Linked DNA regions of Homo sapiens: region 2 is linked to region 1. The links are chromatin contacts, found by Hi-C or POLR2A ChIA-PET in ENCODE. All regions are on one chromosome and are shown on one strand. Each heading gives the region's core, a stretch centred on a gene start or an enhancer-like site at or near the end of the contact. The rest is flanking DNA. Distances are from core to core; before and after follow the strand shown. Region 1 holds the start of POLE4 (DNA polymerase epsilon 4, accessory subunit). Region 2 holds the start of RTKN (rhotekin).

Evidence for each region. Hi-C counts contacts between places; a loop is a spot of excess contacts on that map. ChIA-PET counts read pairs that join two places held with the same protein, here RNA polymerase II (POLR2A). Pooled maps may share reads with other maps.
Region 2: a pooled map shows a loop between it and region 1 (4-fold over the local background). The contact joins the promoter of RTKN here to the promoter of POLE4 in region 1. A Hi-C loop is called at or near these places in 1 of 168 maps with a recorded cell type or tissue (CD8-positive, alpha-beta T cell), 1 of 37 single-sample maps with no recorded cell type and 11 of 50 pooled maps. POLR2A ChIA-PET finds 5 or more read pairs at or near these places in 1 of 52 experiments (PC-9).

The regions. Positions count from the first base shown.
Region 1 is chr2:74,955,379-74,961,000 of GRCh38, forward strand. POLE4 (DNA polymerase epsilon 4, accessory subunit) reads left to right here and starts at 3,265. Exons shown (of 4, transcript NM_019896.4): 1 at 3,265-3,514; 2 at 3,963-4,047; 3 at 4,727-4,768. The coding sequence starts at 3,302. It overlaps LOC105374809 (a long non-coding RNA gene), which reads right to left and starts at 3,501. Exons shown (of 5, transcript NR_187884.1): 1 at 3,354-3,501. RefSeq lists enhancers at 2,851-3,351, 3,352-3,852 and silencers at 3,144-3,403, 3,474-3,713.
Region 2 is chr2:74,438,291-74,443,606 of GRCh38, forward strand. RTKN (rhotekin) reads right to left here and starts at 3,647. Exons shown (of 12, transcript NM_001015055.2): 1 at 3,416-3,647. The coding sequence starts at 3,526. RefSeq lists an enhancer at 1,098-1,835 and silencers at 2,263-2,572, 3,288-3,347, 3,658-3,737.

The sequences.
Region 1 (5,622 bases), core at 2,015-4,514:
TACTTAGCTACTTTGCGATTGCTGGAGTATAGCTCTTGTGAGGTGTTCTTGTGCACTGTGACACAAGAATCTGGTCATGCTTTTATGAATTTTGTGTGGAGCTTTCCATGAGTGAGAGTGTCCATAAATGTAATCTGAAAAGAACCCAGGACTGAGGCCCTAATGGCTGCTCTGGTTCAATTTTCAGCAACTCATATCCTCTTCTGCAGATTTTAATTCTGGGCCAAGACTCTTATTCTGCTATAGTGGAGTGTCTCTGTGCTAATTCAGGGTTGGGGCTCATTACATGATACCCCAAAGTATGGTACTTTGGAATGCTGAGTACTTTGAACTGAAGAAAATTGGAAAGGCCTCAGAAGCAAGGTCTTTCTGAACTTCTCCTGTCCTGTTTTCCACTGTAAGCAGTAGAAGTTATTACAGTTACTGGCAGCAAATTGCAGCAACCTCGATTCTTGTCTCCTCAGAAGATGTCGACTGAGGGGCATAAGGCAAAAGAAGAGACTGAGGCAAGTTTTAAAGCAGGAGTGAAAATTTCTTAAAAAGCTTTAGAGCAAGAACGAAAGGAAGGAAAGTACACTGAGAAGAGGCCCAAGTGGGTGACTTGAAGGACAAGTGCAAGGTTTGACCTTTTGACTTGGGTTTTTATGTGTTGGCATACTTCTGGGGTCTTGCATCCCTTCTACCCTGATTCTTCCCTTGGGGTGGGTTGTCGAAATGCACAGTAGCCTGCTAGCGCTGGGGAGGGGAGCAAGTGCAGTGTATTTATTGAAGTTGTAAGCATGCTCACCTGAGGCGTTCTTCCCTTTTTCAGTAGAATGCCCCCAGAAGGTCATATATCAGTTAAATTCCACCATTTTGCCTCTTAGTGTGCATGCGTGAGCCCGCTCGCCCAACTCCTGAGATCTCATCAGGAAGCTCCTGATCATCAGTTTCAGGGTTTTTCTATCTATAGGGAAACTGCCTTTCCCTGGCGCTGGCTATGAGCAATTATTATTTTAGAGAGGCGGTGTGACCACTGTCTGACCATCACCTGATGATCTTCTGACATTCCTGGTGGAGCGTGGGGGCCCTATCCTGCCCTGTTCGTGTCTGACTAGCTACCCACTGTAACATCACCACTCTTCGCAGTGAGTCATGGAAACCAGAATTCCTCTTTCCCAACGCAGGTCATAGAAACTAGAATTCTCCTTCCTCCAAGCAAGTCGTAAAACCTAGAAAGGTTATTTTCTGCCTTCTCCCTTGAAGACCCTCATTCCAGAAGGGTCCTGCCCTAATACCAGAAGGAATGCTACACAGGGAGGCCAAGAAGAATATGAACAGACAGGCCTTGCTGGGTTTCCCCATTCAGTCTATTACCATTAGACTATTATCATTCCCTTTTTGTCCAATCCCATTTCTTTTTCTTTTTAAGACACAGGGTCTCTCTCTGTCGCCCAGGCTGGAGTGCAGTGGTGCAATCATTGCTCACTGTAACCTTGAACTCCTGGGCTCAAGCAACTCTCCCACCTCAGCCTCCCAAGTAGCTAGGACTATAGGATCACAATACCCAGCTAATTTGTGTGTGTGTGTGTGTGTGTGTGTGTGTGTGTGTGTGTGTGTGTAGAAATGGGGTCTCCATCTGTTGCCCAGGCTGGTCTCAAACTCCTGGGCTCAGGCGGTCCTCCTGCCTTGGCTTCCCAAAGTGTTGGGATTACAAGTGTGACCCACCGTACCAGGCCTCTAATCACATTTCTACACAGCGATCCCTTCTTCATATAACCTAAGCATAAAAATAGTTTCCTCTAGGTCTCATGGTCTGCATTTTTGGACTCTCATGTCATGTAAAACTTTGATTAGACTTGTTAGGCTTTTTGTGTGTGTTATAGGAGTGTCAGCTGTGACCCTTAAAATGGGTAAAGAAAGGTTTCACACCTTTCCACTCCTACACCAGTCAGAGTTTACTACATAATTTTGGAACTGAGTGATTTCAGATGTGTTTAATTCAGCTTCATCTTGGCTTCACCACATTCTGCCCTGTGTATGCGACTCAGTAACCACTCTGCACCTCAATTTTTTCAAATAAGGTTTGAAAAAGAAGGTTATAATATTTACCTCAATAGGGTATTGTGAAAATTACAGAAGTTATGATTTACATAAATCTAAAACACTTTGAATCATGCACATAGTAAATGTTTAAAGGTGTTCACTATTATTATGATTGACTTAGATTAAACCTATTTTAAATATTAACTGTTCCTCTACGCTATCAGACCTCCAAGTGTGGTGTGGGGATTCATGGGGGTGGGAATTTTCTGGAGACCCTTTTCAGGAGTCCATGAGGCCAAAATTATTTTCTTAATACTACTATGAGGTTGCCTTTTTCATTCACATTCTCTCAAGATGTAGTAGTTTTTTAAGAGCTACCTGAGAAGTGCTAACGTTAGCAACAGAAGCAGCTAGAGAATCCAGTTCTCACATGAAATCAGACATTAGAGACTTTTCTTACTAGATTTAAAAAAAATTACTTGTCATAAAAATGTTGTTTGTTAGCTGGTAACGCATTAGTAATTTTAAATCAATATTTTAAAACTTTAATTCTAATATAGTAAGTATTGATATAACTGACAGAAACAAAAGCTCCCTGGGCTCTTTAACAATCTTTAAGACCGTAAAGGGATCTTGAGGTCAAATTTGAGAACCAAAGCTGTGATGCAACCTCTTTTTGAACAAACGTGGATGCCTCACCACCACAATTTCATCTTTTCTAGCCTCCATGACTTTTTCTTGTTTCCTCTGGCTGGGCTGAATTTCTTCATTTCTGCCTGCCAAAAGCCCTACCCCTCCTTCAAGAGCATCTATAACTGGTTATCCTTGAATTTGGTCCAGATTTCGCTGCCTCCTTGGCACCCTCTTCCACGATGCTGGGCCCTCCAGGGCCGGGCCTCCCTCGGACACGTGCCCTCGTTAGCCTTGGAATATGCACACTCTGTTTTGACGGAGACTCTCTTGCGAGCCTGGTCTAGATTTCTCCCCTCACCAGCCAGGCACAGGCACCAATGGGAGGTGCCTGGGCTCCACAGGCCCGTCGGGGCCAGAGGGTCGCCGGTAGCGTCAACCAAGTGCACGACAGCCCACGGGTGGCTAGGCGCGTGGGAAGAGCCGGAGCCCGACCCCCGCCCACCCGGTTTCCTGGCAGCGCACTGCCGCGTAGGGGCGGAGCCGCGCGCCTACACAGGGTGTGGCCTCCAGCCCGCGCGGGAAAGGGCCTGCGCCGCATGCGCGCGCACAGTCGGCGGCCGCGCGCAGCACGCTCAAGGCCGGGATGGCGGCGGCGGCGGCGGCAGGAAGCGGGACGCCCCGAGAGGAGGAGGGACCTGCTGGGGAGGCAGCGGCCTCGCAGCCCCAGGCCCCAACGAGTGTGCCTGGGGCTCGTCTCTCGAGGTTGCCTCTGGCGCGAGTGAAGGCCTTGGTGAAGGCAGATCCCGACGTGACGCTAGCGGGACAGGAAGCCATCTTCATTCTGGCACGAGCCGCGGTGCGCCTGCAGCGCGAGGGCATGCGGGAGTGGGGGAGGTGGAGTGTGGGGCGGGGCCTCGGGGCCTCCCGCGGGCGGGGCTTAGGGCGGCGTGGCCCGGGTTTTGAGATGTGGGCGTGGACCCGGAAGGCGGAGGAAAGGGGCCGGGGACCTGTGCGAGTTTTGTTAACACTCCTCCCTCTTGTTGAGGACCTGGATAGTGAGTGACTTTAATTTGTATCTCCAGGGCCTCGTACAGAACTTGTAGGAGTCTTTAGTGAATGAGGGAGAATACTGGGAAGAGGGTAGCGGAATGGATCTTCATGAAGTCCAGGACAATCTTAGCTTCCAGAACATTTTCTTGCCCCGAGCCTTTCTTCTCCCTTTCTGCCCCCACCCACAAACCGGAGCCCTCACCTCCTCAGTGTGTTAGAACCCATTACTAAAACTTTGCTTTTTTACTTCACAGGAACTGTTTGTGGAGACCATTGCAAAAGATGCCTACTGTTGCGCTCAGCAGGGAAAAAGGAAAACCCTTCAGAGGAGAGACTTGGGTAGAGTGGCACTGCAGTGTCTGGGGACAGACAAGGGAGGGCTGGGCTGGTTTCCCCTTGTGCAGGTTGAGAAGACGTCACTCTGATCTGAGAGGTGCCACAGCGTCTCTCCCCAGGATGGTTTCTGTTGGCCACAGTGCCAGGAAGCCCTACCTGTAGAGGCTGTCTGCTTGGGGTGGCGGGGCAGTGTGTGAAGGTGTCTGGGGTTGCCGTAGCGGACTGGATCCCTTCATACCTTCTGCCAAATTGCACCAGAAAAAGATATTTCTTTTTCACCTAGCAACTGGGGATTTGATTTCTGACTCTTGTCTGGCTGGGAACCCTCACCTGGGTAAGATTTCGTATACCGTATTCTCATGCGCCCTGCGTCTATTGCCACGTTCTTCTCTGACAACTTTAAGAGCAAAGCGAATAAATAATTTAGGGGTAATTTAGGAGGCCCCCAACCCCCGCGTTGAATGGTATTTGCCTATGCTTTTCTTAACTCTTCTAGGGAGACAGCTAATATATATAAGAGTTGCTGGTAGAGTAGATATGGATCTCAAGGCAGCAAGGGACGCATCTTATAAATGCCCTCATTTGCCCAAAGCCTCATGCCCTTCACTGCAGATTGTGCTGTTTTCTGACTGAGGTCAGCATGGCTGAAGTTAGTCAGGTGTCTCTTTTCCTTGTGTTTCAGATAATGCAATAGAAGCTGTGGATGAATTTGCTTTTCTGGAAGGTGAGTTCCCTCTCAGTGGGCAATCATTTCCGCCTGTCTTTTGCATGTTGATGTGAAATTCAAAATCTCATAAAACGGATGCCTGCTTCTTGTTTGTGTAGGGATAATTCTCCGCACTTGCTATTAGGATAGAAAAAAGTAACTTGCTAAACCTAGTGAGGTTCAGTTTTCTCCCTTGGGGAATTAAAATTTCTACCTGAAAATTGCTAACCATAAAGAAATAGGAGGGAATATAAAGATCCCAGTGGAGTTAGATGAATTCGAAAGTTCGATTCCTACTTTGATCGCCATCCCTAAATGTCAGGCTTGCCCCCCCTCATCATGTTACAGATCAGAAACAATTGTTAACATTTAAAGGGTCACCGCTTGTTCTTTTTTCTTCAACAATCTGTGTGAAGTGATTATTTTGCTGCAATAAGACTTGTACTTGTCTGTATTTTTAGGAGTCATGGATTAACTTGTGTACTAACTAAATTTTGTCATTAAAAAAGAAAATATTTGAAATACCTAATTTTAGCTACCTAGCCTCAGAGCGATTTCTGCTACTTAATTCTTCAGTCTGATCAGCTTACTCTTCACTACACGTATGTAGTCATGTGCTGCGTAATAACTTTTTGGTCAGCCATGGACTGCTCACATGAGGGTGGTCCCATCAGATTATAATGGAGCTGAAAAATTCCTTTTGCCCAGTGAGGTAGTGGTCATAACATCCTAATGAAATACATTACCTTTTCTATGTTTAGATTTGTTTAAATACACTTATCCTCATGTTACAGTTGCCTACAGTATTCAGTACAGTAACATGCTGTTCAGGTTTGTAACCTGACAACAATAGGTATACCCTGTAGACTAAG
Region 2 (5,316 bases), core at 2,397-4,896, 520 kb before region 1:
AATCCTGTCAGACCTACCACCACCATTTGAAATCTACTCCCTTTCTCCACCATGAGCATTTTAATTCACACCACCAGGTTCACTCCCACCTGAAGTGGGAGTGAAACAGCCTCCCACCTGGTGGACATTTGCGAACTCTCTTGCCAACCCTCCACCCCCAACCCTACCCTCAACTTCCCACCAGCCTATTCTCCATAGCAGCCATCATTTAAAAACATGGCATGAGTCATTCCCTTGCTTAAAACCCTTCCATGGCCCAACATCACACTTAAGGTGAAATCCAGGTGCCTTATCATGGCCTTCAAGGCCCTGCATGATCTGGCCCCTGCCCATCAGCTCCACCCCAACTACTATATTCCAGCCACACTGGCTCTCTCTTTCCCACAAATATATTACCCTCATCCTCATATCAGGGCCTTTGCCCTTCCTCCAGTCTTCACATATCTCCAAATCCTCCTGGGCTTAGCTCAAAGATCTCCCAACAGAGGCTTCCCCTGACCTCCACATCTAACATTGCCTCCCTCATCTGATTTTCATTACATCCCCATTTTCATCATAATTTCTTTATGTGATATTATTTATGTGTTCGTATGTATATTTCTGTTCTCCCACTACAATGGAACTTTCTTGTCTTATTCACTGAGGTATCCTATGGTCGAAAAGAGCTTGGCAGATAGTACATAAAATTTACATGTGTTTAATAATACATAGCGCAAGGTGCAGTGGCTCACGCCTGTAATCTCGGCATTTTGGGAGGTCGAGGTAGGGAGATCACTTGAGCCAGGACCAGCCTGGGCAATATAGTGAGACCTCGTCTCTGTAAAGAATTGAAAAAAACAAATACACGAATAAACAGCACCTTGCTGTCTCAAGGGCCAGCAGAATCCTTACTCATAGCCCAGAGTCCTTCTCTTCTCTAGCAAGGCTACATCCTTTCTGTAAACCTCTCTCACATTGAACTCCTCTCTTCTTCCCATGCCTAAAAGGAACCCTTGTCCCCAGAACAGACATTTACACTCACCCACAGAGCTTCCTGAAATAGGTGTAAAGACCCTGCTGCAAACATAAGACTATGATGGGCAGAACTGAGCCTGGGTCCACACACTGCACCCAACACAAGGCATAGGGAACCACCTGTCCCTCTTCCCACTTTAAGCAGGCCTGGCTCTCCCCACCATGCTGTAGCAGGAATGGGCAGGGCAGAGATTGGGGCTGGGATGCAAGTGAAGGAGGTGTGTACTCCAAGGGTCGGGGGATTACCTCCAGGCTGAGTGCCATCTGCCGAATGTAGAGCATATTCAGGTCCTCCAGGATGTGCAATCTGTCCTGCATCTCTGTGCCCCCCGGTGCCCTTTCCCTTGTCAACCCCTCCAGAGGGGGGACAGATAGGTACCACACTGTCCCACAGTTCCTCCTCCCACTGTTCCCTCAGTCTTTAAAGAGGTGGCCAGCTCTTGGGCAGAGGGCAGAAGCTGCCCTTATCCCTCTGCACTCCTGTTAAACCCCTCTGGCTGCTGTGACAAATTTTCCTCGCCCACTGCTGCTCCGGGGCCCTGCCGGGAGCCAGGCAGGGAAGAAAAAGAAAGCGAAGTGAGGATAAGTGGGGTCCCAGGAGGAAAGGCCAGCTGCAGAGGGGGCTCTAGGCACAGAGTGTCCAGTCTCGCTTTGGTGGCAGCTGTTCTCCCAGCTGTGGAAGAAAAAGGCCCTTTCATTCCGACTCTGGCCGCTCCCCAGCCCCCGCCCACATCCCTGGCCTGGTGGACAGGGAATCTGTGTGCGGAGAGGGCAGTGAGGGGCAGGCACAACTGGAAGGGGGCAGGGAAACGACGCCTCATGCAGGTTCTAGAGTCATGGGGTTTGCAGGAGGTTGGAGCTTCCCGAGAGGGGTTCCAGCTTAGTTTGAGAAAGTTGGGAAAAAGAGCCACACAGGTGAGGACCTCAGGGGAGAGTGAGCCCAGGGAATGGGACAAAGGGGTGAGTTGGCAAAGCAGCCCAGCCCTAGGGCCACCCCTTCCAACTCAGGGCCCCCATCCAGCCCGCTCCACCCTGGGCTCACAATTACCTCGCTTTTCCAGAGAAGGGAGGAGAGGGAGAGAGGAAGGCAGGGGTGTGCCTGTCTGCTGCTGTCCCCGCTCCCTTCTGCAGGCCCCTTCCCTTCCAGACAGGAAACCAGCCCCGATTCCGAGCCAGCTGCAGCCTAGCGCCCCCGCCTCCACGCCAGGCCCACGGAGTCACACTTCACTCGGCGGCCGCCAGGCCCTGCGGCTCCGCCCCAGCTCCTCCGAGCTGTCCCCGAAGGCCGGGCTAATCCCAGGGGCGGCCCCAGCTCACAGGCCCCTCCCCCTGGTCCCGGGCCTCGCCCCTTACTCCCCCACGCTGGCCCCACGCGGGTTCCTCGGGCCCAGTCGCTTGGGGGCAAGGGGACGCGACAAAGGCCCCCTCTCCCCAGGTCCACTAGCTTCTGAGTCAGAGAAGGCCCGGGACGCCGGGACAAGGGTGTGAAAGAGCCTCTTTGTTCTGGGCAGGCTGGAGGGAAAGGGCAGAAGCCAGGCCTGGAATCCCAGCCGGGAGGTAGAGGGGGCGGAAGGAAGGCCCACCTCACTTAACCCTTTCCAGACCCGGAAGGGAAGGCTTGGAACTGGGCTCTCCTTGGGCGAGTGTGAGTCTGACCTTGGGGACAGAAGAGTCTTCGGGGTAGCTATTCGCCCTCTCAGTCCCCGCTCAACCACACACCTTCAGCCCCGCCCTAGCCCTTAGGGCGTTACAGGTGGGGATCCAACAGGTTAACGCGTGGACGGCGGACGGGGGAAACGCTCAGCCTAGGGGCTGGACTCCTCTTAGGCCCCAGAAAAGGAGGCGGAAATTTTGCGTGTGGGAAGTAACCCCAAGGAGTTAAAAGCCCTGCAGGGGCATAGAGGAGCCTTTGAATTGGGCTTCGGGGAAGCGAGCGGCCCCGGCCTAAAGTCGGGGTTGATGACAGAGGCTGGCCCAGATGGCTGCGACAGGTTGTGGGATGGGGCTGGCGACTGGGGAACAAGCGGGAGCCCAGGCCAAGAGTCCGAGCGCTTGGGGCCCGCCTAGCTGCCCACCGCCCTTGGCCCGGGGATGCCCAAGACATTTTGGGGTTCAGGCACATTTTAGGAGTCGAGCTGGGGCCCTACAAATTGAGACCAACCCGGGCTTTTTCCAGGCTCAGGCAGATAATCCTAACCAGGCCGCGGAATGGGCAGCATGGATCCGATGAAAATGCAGACCGTCCACACCTTACTTTTTAAGTCAACAACTCCGTCGGGTTTGTACCCAGACCGTGCGTCTCCGCCCCTCGGCGTGCACGCGGGCGAGGGAAGGAGGCCGAGGTGGCTGGGGCTGCCCCCGGGAGCCGCGGAAGGGGAAGGCAGGGACGCGAGTCTCTCACCTCGGGCAGGTCGCTGAAGAGGCTGAGTCGGAAGCGGCCGCGTTTGAACTCCATCTCCAGGGCGGAGCCCCTGGCCACGGTGACCCGGCTCCGGTGGTTTCGGGAGAACATGCTGGCGGCCCTGCGACTTTGCCTGCTCAGTGCGCTCCCCGCGCCGCCCGGCTTAGCCTCCTCTCCTCGGCTTCTGTCTCTCGACGCTCGTCCGCCAGTCCGGCCGGGAATCTCCCGCTGCGGGGCTCCAAACCCCGCCCCCGGAGACGACACCTGGGCCGGGCAGGGCGCGGCAACCTCCTCTTCCACCCCCGCCAAAGGCCCAGCCCGTCCGGCCAGTCCCTGGGCGCCAAGCCGACCTGGCCCGACGGCCCCGGAGCCCCCAGGGGCGCACTGCACCTCGCGAGCACTGTGGGAGCGCGTTCTCCCTGCCCGCGCGGGTCGCGAGCGCCTACCTGGACTTGGGACGGACCGAGAAGCCCTGCCCCGCCAGCCGCCCCAACCTGGCAAGCCTGGCTTCCCGGGCGCTGAAAACCCCGTGGCTCAGGGATCGCCGCGTAGCACGCTCTGGCTCTACTCGGGCCCTGGGACCTTGCCCAGTTTCAATCCCGGCAGCCTCCGAAGAGACCATTTCAACATCCCACAGTCCCAAATGTTCCTTCTTCGTCCCCCTCCCCACCTAGGCTCCTCTGCGAGGCTATCCGCCTAAGCCTAGTGGCCACAACTGATGGGGCGGTGCTTAAACACGTCGTGAAACCCCAGCTCTGTCACTAACTAACCGTGCAATCATTAACTTGGTCCAGTCACTGGCCTTTCTGAGCTTCAGTTTTCTCATTTGTTCAGTGGGAATACTGTAATTATCTCCACTCCTCAAGTTGCTATGAGGATTACCTATAAGAATGAGGGTAAAATGCCCAGCATAGTGCCTGGCACAAGGCAAGTGCCCCATATTTGCAGTCATAAAGAGCAGCTGCGCGCGGTGGCTCACGCCTGTAATCGCAGCACTTTGGGAGGCCTAGGAGGGTGGATCACCTGAGGTTGGGAGTTCGAGACCAGCCTGACCAACATGGAGAAACCCCATCTCTACTAAAAATACAAAATTTAGCCGGCCATGGTGGCACATGCCGGTAATCCCAACTACTTGAGAGGCTGAGGCAGGAGAATCGCTTAAACCCGGGAAGCAGAGGTTGTGGTGAGCTGAGACCCCACCATTGCACTCCACCCTTGGAAACAAGAGCGAAACTACGTCTAAAAAAAAGATGGCTGGGTGCAGTGGCTCAAGCCTGTAATCCTAGCACTTTGGGAGGCCAAGGGGGACTGATCGCTCTTGAGCTCAGGAGTTGGAGACCAGCCTGGGCAACATGAAACCCTGTCTCAACAAAACACACACACACACGCACACACACACACAAATTGGCCTGGCATGGTGGTGCACACCTGTAGTCCCAGCTACTCGGGAGGCTAAGGTGGGAGGATTGCTTGAGCCCGAAAGTTCAAGTCCAGCCTGGGCAACATAGTGGGACCCCATCTCTTAAAAAGCATTACAAATATGTATAATTTTTTATTTTTATTTATTTATTTATTTATTTATTTTAATTTTTTTTTTTTAAGACAGAGTCTCACTCTGTCACCCAGGCTGGAGTGCAATGGCATGATCTCGACTCACTGCAACCTCTGCCTCCTGGGTTCAATCGATTCTCCTGCCTCAGCCTCCGGAGTAGCTGGGATTACAGGCGTCTGCCACCATATCTGGCTAATTTTTGTATTTTTAGTAGAGATGGGGTTACACCATGTTGGTAAGGCTGGTCTCAAACTCTTGACCTCAGGCGATACACCCGCCTTGGTCTCCCAAAGTGCTGGGATTTCAGGCGTGGCCCACGCCTGGCCAATATTATCTATCTATAGATAGA